Regions from separate parts of the Mus musculus genome. Here regions 1 and 3 are each linked to region 2. A link is a loop called in an ENCODE intact Hi-C map of the cell type or tissue named here. Cell type or tissue: left cerebral cortex. All regions are shown on one strand. Region 1 has its middle 6.3 kb from the start of Lipt1. Region 2 overlaps Cracdl (capping protein inhibiting regulator of actin like). Region 3 overlaps Tsga10 (testis specific 10).

What was found. A loop is a pair of places that touch in the nucleus more often than their neighbours do. Peaks named below come from ENCODE experiments on the same cell type or tissue, not always from the same donor. Only the 100,000 strongest peaks of a DNase experiment are listed, where the experiment ranks them.
Region 1: a loop joins it to region 2, with 5 times the contacts of the local background. A loop is called at or near these places in 34 of 42 quality-filtered maps.
Region 3: it touches region 2 in a loop (5-fold over the local background); 10 of 42 quality-filtered maps call a loop at or near these places.

The regions. Positions count from the first base shown.
Region 1 is chr1:37,861,962-37,869,961 of GRCm38, reverse strand. It overlaps a transcript of Tsga10 not described here. Among named protein-coding and RNA genes, the nearest start is that of Lipt1, 6.3 kb to the left of the region's middle. In left cerebral cortex, CTCF peaks have their summits at 2,685 (motif pointing right) and 4,843; DNase peaks (open chromatin) are centred at 3,452, 3,956, 4,242, 4,832 and 1 more place; H3K4me3 peaks cover 2,898 bases; H3K27ac peaks cover 1,920 bases.
Region 2 is chr1:37,675,342-37,683,341 of GRCm38, reverse strand. The region is part of intron 1 of Cracdl (capping protein inhibiting regulator of actin like); the gene reads left to right. Among named protein-coding and RNA genes, the nearest start is that of Gm39628, 5.2 kb to the left of the region's middle. In left cerebral cortex, CTCF peaks have their summits at 4,756 (motif pointing left) and 7,703; DNase peaks (open chromatin) are centred at 3,786, 4,845, 5,589 and 6,079; H3K27ac peaks cover 3,515 bases.
Region 3 is chr1:37,797,826-37,805,825 of GRCm38, reverse strand. Tsga10 (testis specific 10) reads left to right here. Exons shown (of 18, transcript NM_001290721.1): 13 at 1,087-1,197; 14 at 3,921-4,106. Among named protein-coding and RNA genes, the nearest start is that of Tsga10, 54 kb to the left of the region's middle. In left cerebral cortex, a CTCF peak has its summit at 3,334 (motif pointing right); a DNase peak (open chromatin) is centred at 3,344.

The DNA of each region.
Region 1 (8,000 bases), 190 kb before region 2:
TGTGTTAACAAGCTGGGACAAGGCAGAGCAGAAGCCCCTGGGAGAGCTGGGAGTTGTCAAGTTCTCCCACAGTCCCACACCGGATGGTTAGTGGGGCCGTCGATCAGTATTACAGTCATAGTCTCTGCCGTCTGTGGGGTCCGAGTTCCATGGCCTATGTATCTAATATGTTCTCAGGCACAGTTTTCCTGGTGTTTCATTACGTTTTTACTTAATTTTTTACGTGTGTATGCCATGGAGGTCAGAGGGCAACATGCAGGAGTTGGCTCTATCTATCAGATGGGTTCTGAGGATCAAACTCAAATTGATCAGGCTTGGTGGCATGTGTCTTATTTGCTGGGCCCACCTTACAGTCCTCTGATATAATTTCAATACAGTTGTGTGCTCTTATCAAACCAGTTCACCTTGATATGTCTATAGGGTGGCTGGCTCCCTGCCTACTCCCAGGAATAAGTCATTTCTTAGTCTGTGCTTCCAAGGGTGCAAGAAAGATGGTATAGATCATATGCTCACTCAAATGCAGTCAACTCCCTAAAGGAGTCAAAGTTGCATATAAAATGGAGTCTCTCAGGACAAATCAGTCTTGGGGGGAAAAAACCCCACCACCACAGTTTTACACAATATGGTGTAATAGAGAGCAGGACTTAAGAGCATTCGAATTAAAAACTGAGCACCATCTCATTGTTGAAAACTCGATCTATCTAAAACTCCAGTAGTGAGTTCTCTCATCCCTCTGGGAAACCTCAATGCATCTACCCGCCTCCTTTTCTTGGTCACATCTCACATCTGCCCCTCACTATATCCTGCTCTGCTTCGTTGGGACCACGACTGTCATTAGCTGTCTGGATAACCACTTAACTGAAGTTATGCCACCTCCAGAGAAGCCTTCCTAGTTGCAACCGTTAAAATCGCACAGACGTGATAGCTGCTGCCGTGGTTCTATGAGTGTTGTGCTTTCCTTTTCACGGCACGCCACAGCTCGTATTGTATAACCGTTGATTAACTGTGTCTTCTCCACAGAAGGCAGTGGCTGTTTTGCCATATCCCCCAGCACCAAGAATGACTCTGGATTAGGTGACTTTGTTGCGTCACTCCATGCTTTGACAAAATATCTGGCAGAAGGAACCTGATTCAGAAGAATCTGTTTCCTGGGGATTACAGTTTGAGGGTATTAGGTACCACGCAGCAGGAGGCAGCTGGTCTCATTGCATTAGTGGTCAGGAAGCAGAAAGCAACGAATGCTCACACCTCTATTACAGTCTTTTCATTCCGTCGGGAACCCTGGCCCATAGAATGATGTCACCTGCATTCAGAATGTGTCTTCTTGCCTCAGGTCAATTAACCCATATGGCAGCGCACAACTGTAACCAGTCTGAGGGCATCTGAAGTCCTCTTCTGTCTTCCATGGGCACAAGACAGCCCCATAGGGCAAATACACACACACACTCAAAACACTTATACATATATAAAATTAAAAATAAAAAGAGAAAAAAGGGAATTATGTTTTGTGAAGGATAAAAAGAAGTACATTCTATTTAGCTATCTTCTTAATACTAGGCTCAAGATTCATTTCTTCAGCATTGGCCTGCTTTATAAAATATTGCTCCTCTCCCATCCCGAGATGCCCTTTTCTCTATCCTTTAGTTTATATTAAGGAGATAGTGCAACGAGACAATAGATATAGCTATTAAATATTAGCATACAAGAATATGTTCAGAACACGAGGTGGAGCTCAGTGGTAGAGTTGCAGGTTTAGCATTGTCCCATGCCTTCCATTCACTCCCCAGCATCAAACCAAAACAGAAACCAAACAATGAACCAAGCAAACAGACCACAACAGAAACCCCTGTATTGTATAAACGGTTACAAGTCCCCACCTATCCAGATACAAAGTAGTCTTCATTACATCCATCATCACTTGGGACAGCACTATGTGATATCTCGACAACAGATATAGGTTTAGCTTTTCTCATTCGAGATATCATTATAAAATGATAGTTACCACAAGAGGAACTATTCGAATTGGAAGGAACTACTTCCTAACTCTGAATTGAAGGCAGCCCGCCAGAAAAGACTCATGGTCTGGAGTGCTTCTGAAGGCAGGTGACTTATGGTTCTTTCCTACAGAGCCGTCAGCAGAGCGCTCTCAGAACAGGGAGGAAGGTAGAGGGCTCCACAGCAAACTCCCCAAATGGAAGTGCAGTACATAAAAAGTACTCGACAGACATAGTTATGTTAGCTAATTTACATATTCCCAAGATAATGGCAAAGTAAAGTATATAGAGAAGTATCTCTCTCTCTCTCTCTCTCTCTCTATATATATATATATATATACATATATATGTCACACAAACTTATCTATACATACATACATACATACATACATACATACATTCAGGGTTTCTCTGTGTAGCCTTAGCTGTCCAGGAACTTGTTCTGCAGACCAGGCTGACCTTAGACTCACAGAGATCCACCTGCCTCTGCCTCCTGAGTACTGGGATTAAAGGCATGCACTATCACTGCCCAGCATAGAACAATATGTTTTATAATGGAATGTTTTTTTAAAATATCAAACTTTCAGCAATAAAAAATACAATTCTAATTTTTATTGAAACGTATTTTTATTTTATGTGTATGAATGTTCTGCCTGCATGTATGTGTGCACTGTGTGCATGTAGTGCCTGTGGAGACCAGAAGAGGGCAGCAGACCCTTTGGAACTGGAATTAGAGGGTTGTGAGTCACCTTATGGATGCTGGGACTTGAATCTGGGTTCTGTAGAAGAGCAGCAGCCAGTGCTCTTAACCACTTCTCCAGCCCCAAGCTTGCTTGCTTGCTTGATTGCTTTCCCTTTTCCTTTTTCCTTTCCTTTCCTTTCCTTTCCTTTCCTTTCCTTCCCTTCCCTTTCCTTTTTCCTTTCCCTCCCCTCCCCTCCCTTTCCTTTTTCCCTTCCCTCCCCTCCCCTCCCCTCCCCTCCCCTCCCTTCCCCTTTCCTTTCTGTTTCTTCCTTTCTTTCTTTTTTTGACACTGGATCTCAGTGTCTGGCACAGAGCCTGGCACAGAGAACAGTTTTCAGATGAAGAATTGTGGCTAAGGTTAAATCCAACCAGGGGTGGTTTTTACAGGACAAACCTATAGTACACATAAAGTAATCAAAAAATTTAAAGCTAAAATTTACAAAGACCCCTCCCCAGGTAAAAATGACAGTCAATAAACGGGCTAATGAAATGGGCCATTCTCAAAAGAAGAAACATGTATGACCAGTAAATGTTCTGAAAAGTTCTGAACAGCATTAGCAATCAGGGAAATGCAAATTAGGGTTCTCCCTCACTCCAAATCAGAAGAGCCATCATCATGAAAACAAATTACAAGTGCTGGCAAGGATGCGATGAGTCCCTTTACAGTGCTGGAGGGCATGCAAACCGATGTGAACTCAGTGTGAAGACTTCTCAAAAACACAAAAAACAGAGCTACCTATGACTTAGTGTTACTGCTTCTGACACGCCCAGAGGTCTTCATACACTACCACAGGGACACTTGAACATTCATGTTTATTGCTGCGTTATTCACAATAGCCAGGAAATGGATCCAGCTTACACCGGAACAGATGAATCAATAATGGAAACATTATACATATACGATGGAACTTTACTCAACTATAATGGAAAATGAAGTCACGAAATCTGCAGAAAAATGGATTTGGAAATTATTTGAAACGAGATAATCCACACTCACGAAGTCAGATGCCATTATGTTCTTTTTTGCGTGCCGATTCTAACATATTAAGTAGGGGGTATATACGGGTGTGTGGGTACAGTTCATGAAACTGCAAGGTGAGGGGGAAAAGAGTGGTTTGGGGGTAACAGAACACTATGACAGGAAAGCAGAAGGGGACCACTGGAGTGAACCGGCAAAAGAGGGGGGATGGGAGAAAAGGCGCAGGAGAAACAACAGAAACAAATTCTGAACGCAAATGCCACAAGAAATCCCGTGTACTTTGTATACTAATAAAATAAGTAAAAACAGACAGGGTTAAAAAAAAAGCTTCTGGCTAAAGATGGGTAGAAGCGGTTACGCACTCACAAAGCAGTAAGACAAAATGTCTTTCATGCTAAACTGTAAGAAACAATGGTAGCATAGCGCGGTGCTCATTTCTTTCCATTTAAAAAGATTCAAGATGCCATTTTAACTTAGTTGGGTAGCCAAAAATACCACGTCGGATAAGAAAAGAAGGCTCAAATCTGCTCACTGGTAGGAGCCAAACTTGGGGTAAAAACTTTAGATACAGTATTTAACATCTCACAAGGTTTTATAGCCTTTCTCGGTTTTCATCGCCAGGCTTGCTAGAGAGGACTGGCATGTAGAGAAGAAATGTCAGCCTGGCGTAGGGGAGATGATTGCTGGGTCTGACATTTCCGAGGTCCATTCTGAGACTGGTGGCCAGGTGCCACGCTCACCCGGAAAGATCGGCTCCCGCCGGTAAGCTGCAACAGGGCACCCCACCTGAAGGCTCCCACAGCACAGCTTCCTGACCATTGCTGCGCACTGGAGCAGCTCTAGGGAGTAACCGCTTCCCTCAGCCAAGAACGCCTGGGGCTCCTGGGACCGCAGCAGTGGCTCAGCCCTGGGCAATAGCCTTCGCGCCTGCGCGGGCTAGAGGATGGTTACTAGGAGACCGGACGCAGGGGTCGGCCATCTCGGCGCTGCGTGGCCGTGCGCCTGCGCGGCACCGATGGGCCCGGAAAAGGCTTCCAGTCGGAGCCCTGAGAGGCGGGCCGGCGGCGGTCCACGTCGCTACGTGCTCGCTCGGGTGCGCGCGCACGATCCGTAGTCTCCGCGAGAGGGCGTGTCGAGACAGGTACGCGTGCGCACGGGTGCTAGGGCGCGCCGGACGGAAGTGGAGCGTAGGCGCCGGGGAGGTGGAAGAAGAGCCCCGCTCAGGTACAGAGCGTGAGGGCGGGGCGTCGGCCAGCCCGGAGCTAACCGCTCCCGCCCTCTTCCCGCTGCGCCACACGGAGCGCCTGCCTCCGCCGGGGCGGGGCCCAGGGAGCGGGAAGGAGGAGACTGGGGAGGAGACAGGGGCGGGAAGGAGGAGACTAGGGCGGAGGATGGAGGCCGGGGTGGGGCTGGATGTCCCGCTGAGGCGGAGGCCCCTCAGTGGCCGGGATGAGCTCCGGGGAGAACGACGGCCAGGGAGGTCGGGGGAGGGCTGCGGAGCTCCAGGGAGGAGTCGCGGAGGTGCGCTGGGCTAGAGAAGAGCCATCCCGGGGCGGCTGCAAGAGGGTGGGGAGAGCCTGACTGTGGCCCGGGTTGGGCATCGCTGCTTAGGCGGCTGCGTCGCGGACCTGCCGGGTGGGAATGGGTTCCAGGAGCAAAGCTTACCCTAGTTTCAGGGGAGTTCATGGTTGAGCCCAGTTCCTATGGTGACCGCTTCGCTGCCTGCCTCAGCTTGGTTGTTGGGGGACTGTTTTGCTTAGAGACACTGTGAGGTGAAGCTGTGGCATTTGGGAGCTCAGCCTGTCTATTCCTGAACCCCTCAGTCTCTCTTAATCTCTTCTTAATAGACTAGGAGGCAGGTGAAGGCAGAAATTGAGATTTTGCATGGAAAAAAAATCTCATAATCTCTTTATAGTTTATAGAAGAAAGGCAAGGTAGGCTGTCTTGTTTGAAAAAATTATTCAAGTCTGTCATGCACTTGATACCTAAAAAGTATATATGTACATAAGGATACATGTATTTGTATATATCTCTCAGTCAACGATTTAGACACTAAGAAAAATTTGCACAAGTGGCTGTTTTCTCTAAGCCCCTGTAAATCTATGTGACCTACGGTCTTTGTCATTTCAAATTTATTCTGGTTTTCAGGACTTCGAGTACATTTTGTTCACTTTCAGGAAATAAAGTCATAGTAATTTCGGAATAGAATAGGTTGTTAAGATAAAGGGACGTTATCGTATTTAACTGTGCTTCAAGAACAAACCAGTTGTATTTTAATTAAACAATAAACTAAGTTCTTCTGTCTTAATTATTGAGAAAGAAATAAGGTAAAATTACATTCATCAATATTCTTTGAAATTCCAAACCTCGATATTGTTTATTGGCAGTTTCAAAAACAGGTTTTACTTACTTTCCAAAGAAGAATCACTGTTGTAGTCCAGCTATAACCAGGCAAGGAGAGAGTCTCTGGGTTCTGCCTTATTTGTTTAAAAATAATTTGGTTTTAAAGTTTTCCATAAGTAGGGGCCATTAGAACAGGTGTTATTTATTCTCTCAGGCATCACATGCTCTTGCTCTTTGCTTGTTGCCCAGACTGACAATGTTAGGCATTCGGGCCATTAGAACAGGTGTTATTTATTCTCTCAGGCATCACATGCTCTTGCTCTTTGCTTGTTGCCCAGACTGACAATGTTAGGCATTCCCTTGCTTTTCCTAATAGTTTTATCATCTTATGTGAACACACAGCATACAGTCTGCCTTGTTATGGAACTTTATATAAGAGGAATTGTAACACGTGTTCTACAGCTTCTGTGCTTAACACTTAGAGATTGTAGCCTTATTGCTTCTAGGTACTTTGCTGGTTAGTGTTCCATTGTAAAGATATACCACGATTTACTGTTGGTGGACAGTAGGTTTTAAAATAACGGACAGGGTTATGGATATTAAAATATATGCATCTCATGTTTTGAGGAGAGGCGGTTGGAAAGGTAGTGCTTTTTGTTTTAGTTACACCATTAGTCTTAGTCTTAAGTTACTAATCCCTTTGGTCCAGAAAAGCCTTCAGAGAACAACTGACCCCTTTCTTGTGTTTCTAAGGTCTTGTTTCACTCTTCATTGAGGACATAAGTAATTTCTTTAGAGATTGGATTGTAGAAACGAGATGAGCTTGGAGCTTGAATTGGAATGACTGGAAAGATTTTGTTGTTGTTTACCTTAAGAAAAGTTTAAACTTTAATGACTTTTGTCCCTTCCCAACTTTTGCTGATATTTTTTAAACATATAATCTTAACTTCTATTTCACTGAAAAATTAAAGTCCCAGTAGATAGGAAGTTCCTCAGATTATACCCCTTAGTTAAAATTTCACTTACCTTTGCTTTTCTCATTCTTGTGTCAGAATACAGTATACCTACTACCTGGATTTCTTCATGTTATTCACCTTTTTGCCCTTCCACCAGTCAACATTAATTTATGTCTTCATTGTTTCTCTGCTGTAGGGCTTCATTGCCTGCAAATATTCTTAGGGAATTCTTTTCTTAAAAAAATTTTGTGTGTGTGTATGTGTGTGTGTGTGTGCGCGAGGAGGTCAAAGGACAACTTGTATGTATATTTATGTGTATGTGTGCTTGTACACTTGCTTGCCAGGGTATATGCTTGCCACAGTGCACATATGGAGATGAGAGGAGCCTGTGAGAGTTGGTTCTCTTCTTTCACTATATGGGTCCTTGGGGATCAAACTCAGATCACCAGGCTCAGGCACAGTGCCTTGATCAGTAAAGTTGTCTCAATGTTCCTGGCTTTGTGTATGCATGTGAGATATCATTCTTCAGAATGCTTAAGATCAGAAGTGTTGCTGTTTCAGAGTTTGGGGACTTTAGGATATTGTATGTACATAAAGCTTCCCAGGAATGGGACCAAATCTAAACAGAAAATTTATGTTTCATATGAACTTTATATTCATGGCCTGAAGGTAATTTTCTGTAACTCTTTTGGTCTACTGGGGTTTTGACTATGGCCATTCTTGCAAGGTCAAGTATGGAATTTTCCATTTGTAGCTTCATGCTGTTTGTTACTCAGAACATTTTTGAATTGTGGAGATTTAAGGTTTGAGTTTTCAGACTAAGGCTAAGCAGACTTTTATTTGCATTTCTTGAGAGACGAAGCCCATGCTTGATTCTGGAAGGGGTCTCGTGGAAAGAAGGAAGCATACTTTTCTGCTTTTGGCAGTGAACCTTCTACAGCCTTAGTCTTCCTTAACTTTTATTCTGCCTCTTTGGCTCTTGCAGC
Region 2 (8,000 bases):
TTCACTTAGGACTTTTTGTTTGACCTGTTGATTTTTTTTTCTAAGATGCGGTTTAGTTTGCACAGTTCCCTTCTGTTCTTTTTCTAATGAAATTCTGTTGTGGTTGGGGAAATCTTTGCTACTTAAATATTTTTAAAGTTTTGGGTTTTTATGGCCTAGCAGATGGTCTACCCTGAAATATTCTTGTTCCCTTGAGCAGGACCTGGCTTCTGTGTTAGCTGGGTTCTTAGGTCCTTGATCCCAGGTACCAGTGCCTCGTCATGTGTTCTGCTTCTTGTGCTTCTTATGTTTTGTTTTGTTCTATTGATTACGGAAGTGCGATATTAGCATTTTCAGCGATGGCTGCCGGATCATCGATTTCTCTCTTCAATTCTGTCACTTTTGCTCTATGTAGCTTGAGTGCTATTAGTATGCTCCAATTGAGAGAACTTGATTGGCCCCTCACCATGATGCACCATGAGATAAAGTCTCTCACTTTATTTCTGGTAACTTTTGTCTTGAATGATATCTCATACTGTAGTAGCATGGCTGCTCTAGCCGGGGTTTGATTGTCAGTTTCTGGGTCGTTGTCTTCCTTTCTATTTCAGTTTTAATGTCTTTGATCCTAGTTCACAACTCTTCAGAGTGTTAGTTAGTTTGTGTTATTTTTTCTGTCAACTTCTATATTTTAATTGGAGTACTTATCATTTCATTGTAACTATGAAGATAGCATTTACAGAATGCCATTTATCTTTTGGGTTCCGAGCATCTTACCCCTGTTTTGCCTTTTCCTGCATTGCTGCTTTCTGCTATGCTACCCCTTTCATTTCTTTGTCATTTCTTCTATGGTGTTTAGTGTATTTTCTTAGCAGTTTCCACCCGTGGGGCTGGGGGTCAGTGTACATCTTTAATTTATAACAGTCTCATTTGGATTAATACCAGTATAATTTCCAAAGCTTGCAAAGATCTCTGCTCTTGTATAGGCTTGTTCTCCCTTCGTTTTCTGCACTATTGTTATACAAACTGTATCTTTATACACTAGGTGTGCATTGGTGTGAGTTTGCAGTTTATAGATTTACATAATCGTCTTTCAAGTTAAGGGAAAAATGCAAATGGAATTGCAATTATATTTCCTCTTTAATTATCTGTATAATTACTTTTCTTTGCCCTGTTCTTTCCCGTGTGGGTTTGAATAACTAACACCCATTGTTTCCCATAACCCGATGATCTAGTAATAATCTTTCTATGGTTTGTGTTTACCTGGGAATCTTAATTTTTCTTTCATTTTTAAATTATCAAAAAAAATCATATAACAAATTATTAGCCATTTTACAGTGACCACTTCAGTAGCATGTAGTATAGTTACAGCATGGTGAGTGCTTACCTCAACACACCACCTACAAGGAAATTTCTGAGGAGCTTGGTTTTGGAAACTCATTTGGGTGGGTTTAGTGTTCTTTCAGCCTGTGTACATTTCATGCCTCCTGACCTCTGTGACTTTGCTGGAGTTACTAAGGACCCCTTGCATGAGGTGTGTTGCCTCTCCTCTATGATATCTTCATCTCTCACTTCGAAAGTCTCGTGGGTCTAGGTATGTGTGTCTGTGTTACCCTACTTGTGGTTCATTGGCTTTCTTGGGCGTGTAGATCATTTACCTTAAAACTTGGAAGTATTCAGCTCCGAATTCTTCAGCTCTTCTTTCTGCACCTTTGGGTCTCCTCTTGAGCTTCTCATGTGCACACACTGGACTTCTTGTGTGCATGCGTTGGATACTTAATGGTGTTCCACATGCCTTTGAGTCTTTGCTCATTTTTCCCACTATCTTTTCTGATCCTGAGATTGGTTAGTATTATTTCACATGGCTCGACAAGTTCTTCCACCTGAGGGTTCACCCTTACTATTGAACTCCTTTAGTGACGTTGACATTTCAGAGGCCAGGCATGGTGGCACAGTTTTATAATCCCAGCTCTTAGGAGGCAGGAATATCAGGAGTTCAAGGTTACCCTTGGCTACTTCTGGGGTTGTCTCTTATCAAAATCGTATGAAATGAGAGAAGTTGAGCAGTTATTTTTATCTGGTTGGTCTATAGGCATGTCTGTGAGAGATCATCTTGATTGGTAATCCATGGGTCTCTGGGATGTGTGCATCAGCAGAGGACAGCTTGTTGAAAGTGGTTCTTTCTGTCTACCATGTGGGTTTTTGGGATAAAATTTTGGTCATCAGGCTTGGAGGCATCTGCTTTCCTCACTGAGACACCTTACCTGTTATACTTTGTATATATTTTTGTATTATCTGTTTGTTGAGATGTCATTTGCCTATTTTCCCTTATATATATACTTTCTTATATCTTTGAACATACTTTAAATGGTTCATCTGTGTTCTTAATCTAGTAAATATAACATCTGCACTTCATGTGTATGGACCCTATTTTGTTTCTTTTGGTGTCCTATAATCTTTAGTTGAAATCTTTATATATATATAAACACAACAACTTGGAATATCCTCTTTGGAGTTTTTTGTTGCTTTTTGTTATATTTTTTTGTTTTTTTTTTTTTTGTTTTTTTGCTTGTTTGTTTGTTTGTTTGTTTGAGACAGTGTAGCCCTGTGTAGCCCTGGCTGTCCTGGAACTCACTTTGTAGACCAGGCTGGCCTCGAACTCAGAAATCCGCCTGCCTCTGCCTCCCGAGTGCTGGGATTAAAGGCGTGCGCCACCACTGCCCGGCTGCTTTTTGTTATTGATTATTGACTTTGTGAGCCAAGTCTATATGGCTTGTGTTTTTGTCATGTATGGATGCTAAAAACTTTTATATGGCTCACTTAGTAGCCAATCAGGTAATGATTAGATGGACATTTTGGAAACACTCAGGACCAGCGTTTGGTGAGCACCTCCGTGTGTACCTGTTAGAACGTTCCTTTCAGCACTTGGCCAGGCCATCCACACCTGTGACTCCCCATTTTCTGTTTCTGCAAAGCATTGAGGTTAACCAGAGGTGAGTGATCTGGTCAGCTCAGGTCTGACTGTGTGCTCAGGCCTGCATGTGGCCTTAGAGATGAGAGGTCTGGTCAGCTCAGGTCTGACTGTGTGCTCAGGCCTGCATGCTGCCTTAGAGATGAGGGGTCTGGTCAGCTCAGGTCTGACTGTGTGCTCAGGCCTGCATGTGGCCTTAGAGATGAGAGGTCTGGTCAGCTCAGGTTTGACTGTGTGCTCAGGCCTGCATGCTGCTTTAGAGATGAGAGGTCTGGTCAGCTCAGGTCTGACTGTGTGCTCAGGCCTGCATGCTGCCTTAGAGATGAGAGGTCTGACTGTGTGCTCAGGTCTGCATGCTGCATTAGAGATGAGAGATCTGGTCAGCTCAGGTCTGACTGTGTGCTCAGGCCTGCATGGATCGTAGAGATGAGAGGTCTGGTCAGCTCAGGTCTGACTGTGTGTTCGGCCTGCATGCTGCCTTCTGGGTTCCCAGGAACCTGCCAAATGTCCCTTTAGCAAAGCTTGGTAGCTAAGTCTCCTGTTCCCGCAGCAGTGACCATCTGCCTTAGGCGTCTGTGAAGTACTATTTGGCTGTAATTGACTCTAACAAACACCTTATTTGGGAGGTGAGATGTTTTTCACATTGGATAAGCACCTTCCTAAATTACAGTGGGTTTCCCCTTTCTAAAGTGAGGGAATTAATACATCTTCAGCATCATCAGCATCATCGCCACCACCACCACCAGCAGCAGCAGCATCATCGCCACCTGCAGCAGCAGCTTCATCATCATGGGATGGAACTTTAAAGAAGCCTCAACCTGCCGAGCAGTTGGTAGCGCACGCCTTTAATCCTAGCACTTGGGAGGCGGAGGCAGGCATGGGGTGGGGAGGTCCTTATTCCAACATTTTCTGAATGTTGATTAATTAATTTGATCACTAACAGTGTCTTGACTCCCACGGACTGTTAGCTAAGCCAGCTCAGTTTGGTCACATGTTCACTCTGTCCCGAGGCATGTTATATACATCCTGTCACAGTGAGCTCTATTGCTTCAAGAAGTCGGGGGCTGACTGCCAGGTGAGAGCCCAGCTTCACCATCTTGCTGTTCTCAGCATCTAACGTTCCTCTCACCCGTGTTGCTTGCTCTTCCTTACACAGTTTGTGCTGGGCTTATGCACCTAATTTTTATCATACTTCACCGGACATATCTTTGCAGTAATTCCATCATTCCAGATTGTAAACATTCTCGCTGTTGAAAGCACTATCACACTTCTTAGGTATGATTTATTTCTGCCAAGAATGTTAGATAGTTACTCTGTATTAATCTCCATTAAAAAGGGGGGGGGGGAGGAAAATGCAGTTGCTTTTCCCACCATGCCTTCCCCAGTGGCGTGAAGTTCGAGGAGCGACTTCTGAGTCGGTCTTCCTTTAGGGTGTTGATCTTAAGCCTGGAGTTCAAAGGTCATGTTTGCTATCCAAGTTGAGTGCCAGCTGCACCCTTCCCTGTTGATGAAAGTGATTTCAGCCATGGGTTTCTGTCATTGCTTTGACTGGATGTCTGTGTGGGTTGTAGCTTGTGTACTTGAACTTGACTACTCGGTTGTCATTTGTTTCAAGGTTTGCGGCAGGAAGCCCAAGATCGTAGTCTGTCATCTTGACCTCTGAACCATTTGGGTGATGTTTGATGCTGGGGACTTTGGTGCTCATCCTGGCTGTCTCTGGAACTCAGGGCCTCTCATCCCTGGTAGGAAAGACCAGTTTATCTGGCAGGAGGTTCTAGCCTTCCCTCCCTCTGCTGCCCTCTGCTGGCCATGCTGGGCGACAGGACACCTGTAATTCTGTCTTTCCCCAGCACAGGCTGCTTCCCAGGCTCAAACCATCTCATGTGGGTGGCACTATTTCTGAATCCCAGTGAGTGAAGACGGACAGCCAGAGCAGGCTTGCCTGGAGGTGGTGTGGGTGGGTCTCCATGTGCTGCATTTTGAGAGCTGCCAAAAATACCAGTGAGCAATAATCCCTTCCATTAGCTCCTTTGTGCATGACATCATCTCTTTGGGTCTGGAACAACAGTCTGTGTGACAGACCTTGTCCTCTTCTTGTGACAGCTGAAGGACTTACTAGGGAGGGGACCCCAAGGCTACAGGGAAGACAGCAAGGTGGAATTCCTTTGGCACTCTTCAGACCTGAGTGTACCATTCTGTGGTGCAAGGTTACTGCACCTGGCTGATTGTACCGGTCGCACTTTGTATTAGTTTTGGAGCTGGTGGGAGCAACCCGCTGCTGTGCCTTGTTGTACTTTTGTGGTGTGCAGAGGCCCTGGCTGGGACCAGTGGGTGCCAGGGAAGACACAACTCACAACCTTCAGTCTTGTATGAGCCCCAGCAGTGACTGCCATTCAGAGGTTATTTCGGCTAGTGCTGGGCACACAGTGGGTAGCACCTGAGTCCTGGGAGGTGGATGCAAAGAGGAGTACCAATGGATCCTTAGCCATTAGTCCAACCCATCAAACCCCAATCCTCCTGCCTCTCTGGCACTCTCTTTGGGTAGCATTGAATCTTCTCCTGTTTTGGTCCCTCTGGATCTGGTGACTTACCCGACTCTGGACCACTGGTGATTCATTCGGAGTGTCTCATCCTCCCCACATGAGGCAAAGGCTCACTGTCCCAAACGCCCTCCACAGCTCTCTGTCAGTCTAGCTGCCACTGAGTCTGTCTTCCCTTGTCATCTCACTCAGAGGCCATGAGTCTGAGATTTCCTTTCTCACTGGAGAGCACGAGGCCCTCAGAACCACGGGATCCATAGAGGGGTGGCCCAGGGCTGAGAGTTTGCCCATCTTCCGGGTTACTGGGCTAGTTAGATGGGATTTAAAAGCACGGACAGTGCCTCTGCCACTCGGAACTCTACAACACATAGCTCTTCATTGGCTGGCACCCACCTTACAGTTCACCACCATCCACCCTGGATGCAGCCTCACTAGAAGTATACCAGCCCCGTTTGTCCCAGAGATGCAAAAGCTGAGCCAGAGAAAGTACATCCAGACAGCCTCAGGGACTTCAGATGCTCTTGACGTCACTCAGCCACTGCTGCTGCTGCATGCTCATGAAATTGGTTGGGACTTTTTTTCCTTTCCTGCAGATAAGCCTTGCAAAGGGTGGTTGGCATTTAAGAACAGATTTTCATGGTCCCCACAACTGAAGCCCCTGGTAGCTGACTTCAGGAGAAGCTGCGGCTGCATACAGAGCCTCTGGGTGTGTGGGTTTCCTTTTCTCTGCAGGCATCCTGCCAGGCCCAAGAGATAAATCCTTCCAACAGTTCCAGAAAGCCCTCAGTCTCACTCTCCTTGGTCTGAAACCAACCACAGGTCACCAAGGAGACGCAACAGCATTGACTGGATCGATCATCTCAAGCCTGAGCCATCGGCTCCCATCTCAGGCTACACCGTGTATTAAGAGTGCGGCTTTGGCAGATTCTTATGGAATCTGGGCTCTCAACATAGTTTCCAGTTCTGTTCAAAGCATGGTCCCCTCTGTCCAGCGGTGCCTAGGAGTAGGACTCCTTTTGAGTAGAGAGAAACCTAATCAATCATTAATCCATTACCCATGGGTCCTCATTTCTAGGTGCTGCCTACTGTGTGCTGAATAGGGGCTGAAATTCCACCTCAGCTGGCCTTACTTGACCTCCAGTGGCTCACAGGGAAAGCATTGTGTGTGGGAGCAGAAGCCTTGGACATCGAACTGAGCCTGCCTCAACCTGGTCCACTTGTGACTTGGATCCATCGCCCTTACTGTCCCCTTTCTGGGTTGGAAAGCATCCCGCCCTTCCCTGCAGACTCTAGGTTCTGTGTGAAGAGCAGCGCTTCCAGGGAAACCCAAAGCCTGCACTGTAAGAAGCAACTCTCAGAATGGACTGGGTCAATTCTGAGGGCCTCCTATCTCTTCTCCAGAGGTAGTGCTCCCTGATTCCCACCAGACAGATTCCTGCTGGACACGGCGGGCTTCCGAGCCTGCATGAGGCATGCACTGAATTCGCAGCAGCAGCAGTTGCTTGTCTCTCAGGTGAGCACTGCATGCTTATATTGGAGGTGCATCCCCATGGCACTAAGTTGGTAAGCATCAATTTAGGCTTACCTCATGTATCGAAGGTTACACCCAGAGGTCACAGCATACCTCACTCCACCGTGGCTGTCACCAGAAATCACGTGGGAGCTTAAATGACCTGACACCCAAGTTTCACTGTGAGCTGAGCAGTTTAAAGCCATGGTTCTCACGTTTGGTTCTCCCGAGGGTCCTGTGAGGGTTTGGATGCTGATGATGTAGAGAGGGGCTGAGGGTGTGTAGATCTCTGGCCAGCTCCCATTGGGCTGCCTTCCAGGTTTCTCTGTGTCAGGGACACTGGCTAGGGTCCCCCTTTGGAGGCCTCCTAATCTTCCCTGGTGGGTGTGTACATTGACCTGTGCCAGGTCCTTCCATTACAGACTCCAGCCCATTGGGCTGCCTGTGGGTAGAAACTGAAATTGGACTTGTGGCCTCCCATTCCTGGAGTTCTTTACTTGGTTACAGGCAGGAACCTAGTGTACCCCCATCTAACCTATCAGCCAGGAAGCCACTGGGACACCCAAGAGATCGGGGCGGGGGGATGGAAATCAGGGGTGGGGCAGGTTTTCTAAAGAGGAAAGCCCCCAGGCTGGGTTGCCTCTCTCTCAGAGCCTGAAACTCTGAAAAGGAGCTCTCATGTCTCCTTAGCACCCCTAGGGGGCAGAGTCCTTGCGGGGAGCCTCCTCTGAAGGCAGGTGATTACACAGAACCAAGTGATGTAAATGGGTACCCGTTCACATGTCCGGGCAGGGCTCCATGTGGGGCTCTCCTGGTACCCCTCTTTTCCCCTCTCTACTTGGAGCACAGAGCACAAGATGCCTGTCCAACGGTACCTGCAGCTGTTTGTAGTACTCTTGCCTCTGGCTGGAAATCTGGTAAAAATGGAGGTATAGAGGAAGAACCTTTAGGTTCTTCGCTAATGAGCTCATGCCGGAGGGCTGGGAAGCTTGCTGTGCTTCAG
Region 3 (8,000 bases), 120 kb before region 2:
GAGCCTGTTGGGCCACTCTCATTTAAGCCACCACACTGCTTTTATGTACACTTTTAAAATGTAGGTAGAGTAAAAACCTGATGCTTTTTCTGTGTGAGGAGGCAATAGAGCCAGTTATCTAAGATTCACATGGGGCTGACTCTCACTGCTAGGCTGTATTACCATGCTTTTAAATTCCAAGAGTGGCATAATCTGTAAAATGGATGGTAAGTGAAGCATTTACTATAGTGTCCAGGATACCACTCTCCAGCTTACCACGATAGAAATTTCTCTGCCTCCTTAAACTGCATGCTCTTGATTGCCACCAGAAGAAAACCAGCATCCTAAGAGTTTGCATGTGTTCCAGGGTAGTTTTCTTCTTCTCTTAGGCCATATAACACAGGTCTCTATGCAAACCAAAGGCTAAGAAAGAACACTGTAGAAATTTTGGAAAATGGAAACCTTAGAAAGTTTTATCCTTAATACTATGCCTTCTAACAGAAATATAAGTTCATTATAGAACTTTTTTTGAAGGAAAGGAAAAAAAAATCTCTTGATGTCTTTACCATCCAGTGACTGTTATGTCACATGTGTATTTTTACTGATTTCATAGCAATTGCAATTTAAACATTGTGAATAGAATGTTTTATATTTCAGACATAGATAATGTCTTTCTTGTCTTAGGAGCATCTGGAAATGCTCAGAGCATCCCTATGAGAATGGCTCATAGGTGCCCTATGAAAAGTCTCATTTACAGTAAACATTACGTGGACATTCCCACTCCTTACCACAGTTGAAGCTTTAATTATTCATTAACATTAACATAGTAGCCAAAATACTATCCTGTTGTCTCAATTAGCATATTTTTGGTTACTGTAAAGTTTGATTTAGTGCTATCAACTTATGCTTCCTCATCATGACTTGTCTGTCTGGGCCCGTTGCCTGTTTTATTTTGGGATTTTTAAAAACCACTTTTACATAGATTTTGATATCATTGTTATATTAATTTTGTATAATCATCTGATTCAAATATTTGCAATTTAGATGTTTTCACATATAGGAATTGCTTATTTATTATAGTCAAATCTAGCTATCTTTTTTTGATAGGCACTGTCCAAAAAACTGAATGATACTCATAACGAACTCAGTGACATAAAGCAGAAGGTCCAGGACACGAATCTGGAGGTTAACAAGTTGAAGAACATATTAAAGTCTGAGGTACACAGAGACAGTTTTTCCTTTGCTCATGATACAAGTGTTGGTAAGACCTAATTTAATGATCTGTTACACTCACCAGATTTGTAGATCAAGTCTTTATTTAATCAGATATTACAGTTTTGACTGTGCAGATTAACCATTTACATTTAGAATCACCAGTGTCCTAGAAGATGACACTAGAACATGTTTTCTTTCAGTTTGCTAAATTTAGAGTAAACATCCTAGGTAAGTAGATTCTCTCTAATCAAAGAACAATGGGCATAAAATCCTGAGTTTTCTGTTACATACTGACTAAAGTGGCTTTTCCTGATTGTTTGACAGGGCAGAATGGATCTCACTAATTTTAGAACATCTGTTTCTAAGAACCAGTAGACTACAGTCATTTGCACATCTCTTTAGCCACTATTTGATATAAGGTGTGTGTGTGTGTGTGTGTGTGTGTGTGTGTGTGTGTGTGACTTCAGAGATTTCTGAATGTGGATGTATGTATCTGCTCTGTAATAATACAGTTTGTCTGAATATAGAGCTGCACTTAGTGCTGTGTATTAAGTACATAGAGATGTACTTCGGTAAAATGTCTAAAATAGTGTAATAGATCAGTATCATAGGTGTGGTGTTACCTACATGAGACTCAAAGTGTCTATGGGAACTTTACTTCCATAATCTGTGTATGTGATTTAGCATATCATTTAATATCTGCATACAAACATATTTTGAACATTTGTTCATAGTGTACATAAACAACATTTTCAAGGGCTTGGTGAGGTAAGCCATTCTTAGGACTCCTAGATTGTACCTGTCACCTTCAGGAGCTTTGGAACTTCTGAGTCCAGGGGAACATACATTTGATTAGAAAGGGTGGCATATTCATTCTTTGATTATTTTATTAGCTCAGGATTTCTGATAGAGAAATTTACTGTTTCCAGGAAGGAGAGCATTCCTGACATTAGTGAGATAATAACTGACATTTAAAGAGCAGGCTAGGCAGACCACAGTACTGAGGCTTTCTTTCTCTCTATGCATGTGTATTCTATGTGAATCTGTGTGTCTATCTGCGTGTGAGTGTGGATGCCTGCAGAGGCTAGATGCCCCTCAAACCAAAGGTTCAGAAAGTTGTAAGTTGTCCAACATGGTTGCTGGGAAACAAACTCGGGTTTTTACAGGAGCAGGATGAGCCATCTCGCCAGTCCCTAAGATAAGATAGCAATGGTTATTCAGCATAGTATATTATTTATGGAACTGATTTTCCCTGTAGAAAGCAGGTCCTACTTCAACTAATTTATTTATGGGATCACATTGAAGATTAAAAAAATCTTGAGTGGGTAGGGAAGTGGGGGGAGGGTATGGGGGACTTTTGGGATAGCATTGGAAATGTAATTGAGGAAAATATGTAATAAAAAAAAATCTGATTCCAGCTGGGTGTGGTGGCGCACACCTTTAATCCCAGCACTCGGGAGGCAGAGGCAGGCAGATTTCTGAGTTCAAGGCCAGCCTGGTCTACAAAGTGAGTTTCAGGACAGCCAGAGCTACACAGAGAAACCCTATCTCTAAAAACAAACCAACCAACCAAATAAACAAAAACTCTGATTCCTGCAGGTGGTAGATACAGCTCAGTGGTAAAAGTACTTGCCTAGTATGTGCACGGTTCTGGATTCAATCCTAGTATTGCCAGAGATAACCTGGCTCTGTATTATATGTACAACTTATACATGAGTGTATATTATTAGCATACATTTGGTATTTTTGAACAATACTTTTGAGCAATTTCTGACAAAATAGTAAAAAGTTCAAAAAAAATTAAAGTCTGTGACCAAGAAAATTATGGCTCAGAGACAGGAGACATGGCTTAGTGTTAAAGAGCACTCTTCCAGAGGACCCAAGTTCAGTGTTCAGAACTAAAGTCAGCTCCTGGGAACCCAAAATCTCTGGTCTCCAAGGGCACCAGCTCTCAATGTGAATACACACACACACACACACACACACACAGAGAGAGAGAGAGCAGTTAAAAATAATATAAATAAATCTTATTAGATATTGACCCTTAAGATGTGAAAGGGTCATATAGAAATTCTGTGGCCAGTATATCAGATGGTTGGGAACAAGGGAGTGGTAGTGAGAAGGTTGGCAGCTGAGGCCAGCAGGGGTCAGTAAACAGTCATGGAGGAAAAGATTCCCTTAGAAGAAACACAGCATGTGTTTGTCCAGGTCCTCTAGAGAAAGTACCCAAGGAGCTAAAGGGGTCTGCAACCCTATAGATGGAACAACAATATGAACTAACCAGTACCCCCGGAGCTCATGTCTCTAGCTGCATATGTAGCAGAAGATGGCCTAGTCAGCCATCATTGGGAAGAGAGGCCCCTTGGTCTTACAAACTTTATATGCCTCAGTACGGGGGAACGCCAGCGCCAAGAAGTGGGAATGGGTGGGGGTCTGGGGGGACTTTTGGGATAGCATTTGAAATGTAAATAAAGAAAATACCTAATTAAAAAATAAATTAAAAAAAAAAGAGTAATCTGCTGAGTGAGGAACTGATGGACGCAGGTTGGGGCATTCTTCTTTATGTTCCTTACAGGTTGACCATCTTTCTAGGCTAAGGGGTTAGTAGGATTTCTTCAGGGTTATGTACCAGTGATTTCCCAGTGGCCTAGATAGCAGTGTTCCAAAAGCACTTTATGTTAAATACTTTTAAAGTTTTAAAGTAATACACAAGATTTGCTTTTTAGGAATCTGAGAACCGGCAAATAATGGAACAACTCCGAAAAGCCAATGAAGATGCTGAAAACTGGGAAAATAAGGCCCGCCAGACAGAGGCAGAAAACAACACCCTCAAACTGGAACTTATCACTGCTGAAGCAGAGGGCAACAGATTAAAGGAAAAAGTTGATGCCCTTAACAGAGAGGTTGAGCAAGTAAGTTTGCAGAAATGTGCTTACAGTGTCTCACGTGTCATACTAAGTGAGCTTGGCTTGGCTCAACATAATGTCAATCAGTTGAATTATATAAATGGACTGTAAGTTAGAGCCCCTTAAGTACTCTTCTATCCACCTTGGTTCTCAGGTACCCACAACCAGAAAAATTATCAGCTTTTTATTTCTTAGTTGGGAACTGTTCGGGGGGGGGGACCCAAATTTTTAAAAAATAATAAAACAGATCTATTTTTATCCTACAGCTATAAGAACATTAGCATGTTTCCACATTTGTTTCATATAGCTTTGTTTAAGGAAACATATCATCAGAGTCGGGAGTAATGTGTCTCAGTGGTTAAGAGCTCTTGCTGATCTTCCAGAAGACCCGAGTTCCATTCCCAGGAGCCACATGGGGTGGCTCCTACCACCTGTCATTGCAGCTCCAGGAGAATGGCTTCCCCTCGTGGCCTCCACAGATGCCAGCACCCATGTGGTACACACACACACACGCACACACACAAAATAAAAATAAGATAAATTAAAAGAAAGCAAACATTAAGCTATAGCTTCTCACACACATACTGGGTATGTGTAACTTTGACATTATTCTAGCTGTTTCTCACGAGCTCATACTCTGTCTGTGCATCTCTTACCTATCCATGATAGTTAATGCTTTCTATTTTCAAGTCAGGTTTGCAATGTGTGTGTGTGTGTCACCTGCCAGTGTAGTAGTGGTGTGTGTGTGTGTGTGTGTGTGTGTGTGTGTACTGTGTGTTGTGTGTGTTTGTGTGTGTGTGTTTTAAGATTTTATTTTTATTTTTAAAAAGACTTTATTTATTTTATGTATATTAGTACACTGTTGCTGTTTTCAGACGCACCAGAAGAAGGCATCAGATCCTATTAAAAATGGTGTGGTTGCTGGGAATTGAACTCAGGACCTCTGAAAGAGCAGCCAGTGCTCTTAACTGCTGAGCCATCTCTCTAGGCCCACCATGTGGCTCTATTTTTATTTTTAGTTGTATGTATGTATGTATGTATGTATGTATGTATGTATGCATGTGCATGTGTGAGAAAGAGGGAGAGGGAGGGGGCTTGTGCATGTGAGTCCAGTGCCCATGGTGTTGGATCTCCTGGAACTGGAGTTACATATGGTTGTTAGCAGCCTGACTTGGTTTCTGTGAATCAAACTTCTGTTTGACAATGCAGTATGTTCTCTTAATTGCTGAGTCATCTCTCCAGTCCTTGTCATCAAGTCTGTATTTGTTAGGGCTGGAGGTTTGGTTTGGTATCAAGCCTAGAACATCTGAAGGCCTGAATTCATCCCTGGCATGACAAATAATTTTATTTAAGTAATAAAATATACTAATTATGTGTTTGCAACAACGTTAAAGCTTCATCTGATTCGTTACACACATCCATCAGACAGCGGCATATATTCATTGTATCAATGTTGTCTTGCTTAAATTATCCCCACATTAAGGGGAATTTAATTTTCCCCCCTTTCTGTAGTGAAGGGCTGTGTAACAAACATTCTTTTTATTTCTCTTGGCTCTGTTTTCTTAGGCTTATGCTTGGAAGCGAGTGCCTAGTCTAAGACACACAATTTCGCTTAGTTTATCAAATTGCTTTCTAAAAGTTTACTCTTGCCAGAAACCATGGGTTATGATTTGCTTAAATACTATATTCTGTATTATGAGCCTTAATTTTTCCACAGTTGGGTTCTATGTTTCCTAGATTACAAGTGAAACTGAACGTCTTTAATGCTGCTTTTTAAAAACGACAACTGAATCTTTTACCAAAACAAAGTGTCCTCAAACCCCACGAAAATTACACGACCTCTCAGAAGCAACTGTGCATCAGAAATTAATTTGAAAGTCTTCCTTCCATACATTGTTAACAAAGCCCTTTCTAGGATGAGCGTCCTCTGTGCCAAAACCACTGTGTTCTAAGAATATCTTTGATGGACATGTGAGACCTCTTGAGGTTTTTCCTTCAGCAAGAGCAAAACCAGTACTAAAAGCCCAATAGCAGGAAGCTGAGGGTTTCTGGCAGAGACTGGCTGACACTTGCCTGATTCACATTTTGTCAACAGCAGGTGGCACATACCTGATGAAGACACAAGTTACAGGGTTCAGTGTTTATTGACCACTTAAGGTTTCTCTTGCTGTTGGTAATTAACACTTCTCTAAATCATCCTGGTGATGGTTGTGGTGGCAGCGTGCCCCAATGTTCTGGATTCTCAAATGAAACACACACACACACACACACAGAGAGAGAGAGAGAGAGAGAGAGAGAGAGAGAGAGAGAGAGAGAGAGAGAGAGGGAGAGAGAGAGAGAGAGAGAGAGAGAGAACCTTCTATTTTAATATGCCTTAAAAGGCTCAATGGTTGGACCACTCCCAAACTTCCACGTTGCTAATGCCTCCCCTCCAATACTCCTGAGTTATTACTTACTAAAACCTATATTCTGTCTTTGTTACCCTAGACCCAGTTAGGGGGGTGGGGGAGAGCTGGGGCCGCTTACCACTGGCTCTTACATGATTAGTATGCTCTTTGTCTTCTGCAGCTCTCAAGCCTGAATCTTAGTCCTTTCCTGGCATGGAAATTCTTCTTTCTCCCTTGGTCCCTGTCTTAGTCAGGGTTTCTATTCCTGCACAAACACCATGACCAAGAAGCAAGATGGGGAGGAAAGGGTTTATTTGGCTTACACTTCCATACTGCTGTTTATCACCAAGGAAGTCAGGACTGGAACTCAAGCAGGTCAGGAAGCAGGAGCTGATACAGAGGCCATGGAGGGATGTTTTTTACTGGCTTGCTTCACCTGGCTTCCTCAGCCTGCTCTCTTATAGAACCCAAGACTACCAGCCCTGAGATGGTCCCACCCACAAGGGGACCGCCCCACTTGATCACTAGTTGAGAAAATGCCTTACAGTTGGATCTCATGGAGGCATTTCCTCAACTGAAGCTCCTTTCTCTGTGATAACTCCAGCTGTGTCAAGTTGACACACAAAACCAGCCAGTACAACACCCCTTGCCTGCAGATCCTAAAGTCCCACCTCTGTCTCTCTGCCCAGCCATTGGCTGCTGGCAACTTTATATACCATTCAGAACCAACTAGGGGCATGGACCCTCAGCATCTTACAAACAGATTCTTGGATTCTCGTGAAATTTTGGTAACCCAAATAATATAATGCAATAATTAGACCAAATCCACAACACCTCTTAGATGGATTTTCTCTTACATTTCTTTTGGATAAAGTAAAAAAAAAAATTTTTTTTTAAATTTTGTGTGCATGAGCGTTTGCCCAGATGTATGTGTACATGGGTCCCATGGAGGCCAGAAGAGGACATCAGATTCTCTGGAACAAATTACAGATGATTGTGTACAGCCAAGTAGATGCTAGGATCCAAACCCTGGTCCTCTGCAAGAGCAGGAAGTGCTTTCAGCCACTGTGCAGTCTCTCCAGCCCTTGGAATGGCTTTTTTTCTTAAATTTGTATAATTTTTTTCTATTCAATTGTTTGTTTGGTTGGTTTTTAAAGACAGGGTTTTGTTTGTTTGTTTGTTTGTTTTAATGTAGCCTTGGCTGTCCTGGAACTCACTCTGTAGACCAGGGTGACCTCGAACTCACAGAGATCTGCCTGCCTTTGCCCCTCAAGTGCTGGGATTAAAGGCGTTGCCACCACTACCCAGCTGTATATTTTTTATTAAGTGGTAGGAATTCTCTATAATATTCTTGATCACAACCCTTTTAAAGATTTAACTGTTAACTTGTCTTTTCATTTATTTACAAGATGAAGAGATATTAAACGCAGGTGCACTTAGAATTATTATGAATCTTTTCCCATATTACTTTTGATCTTATGTTTTCTTTAAGTAATTCTTTAGTGTCCTATGA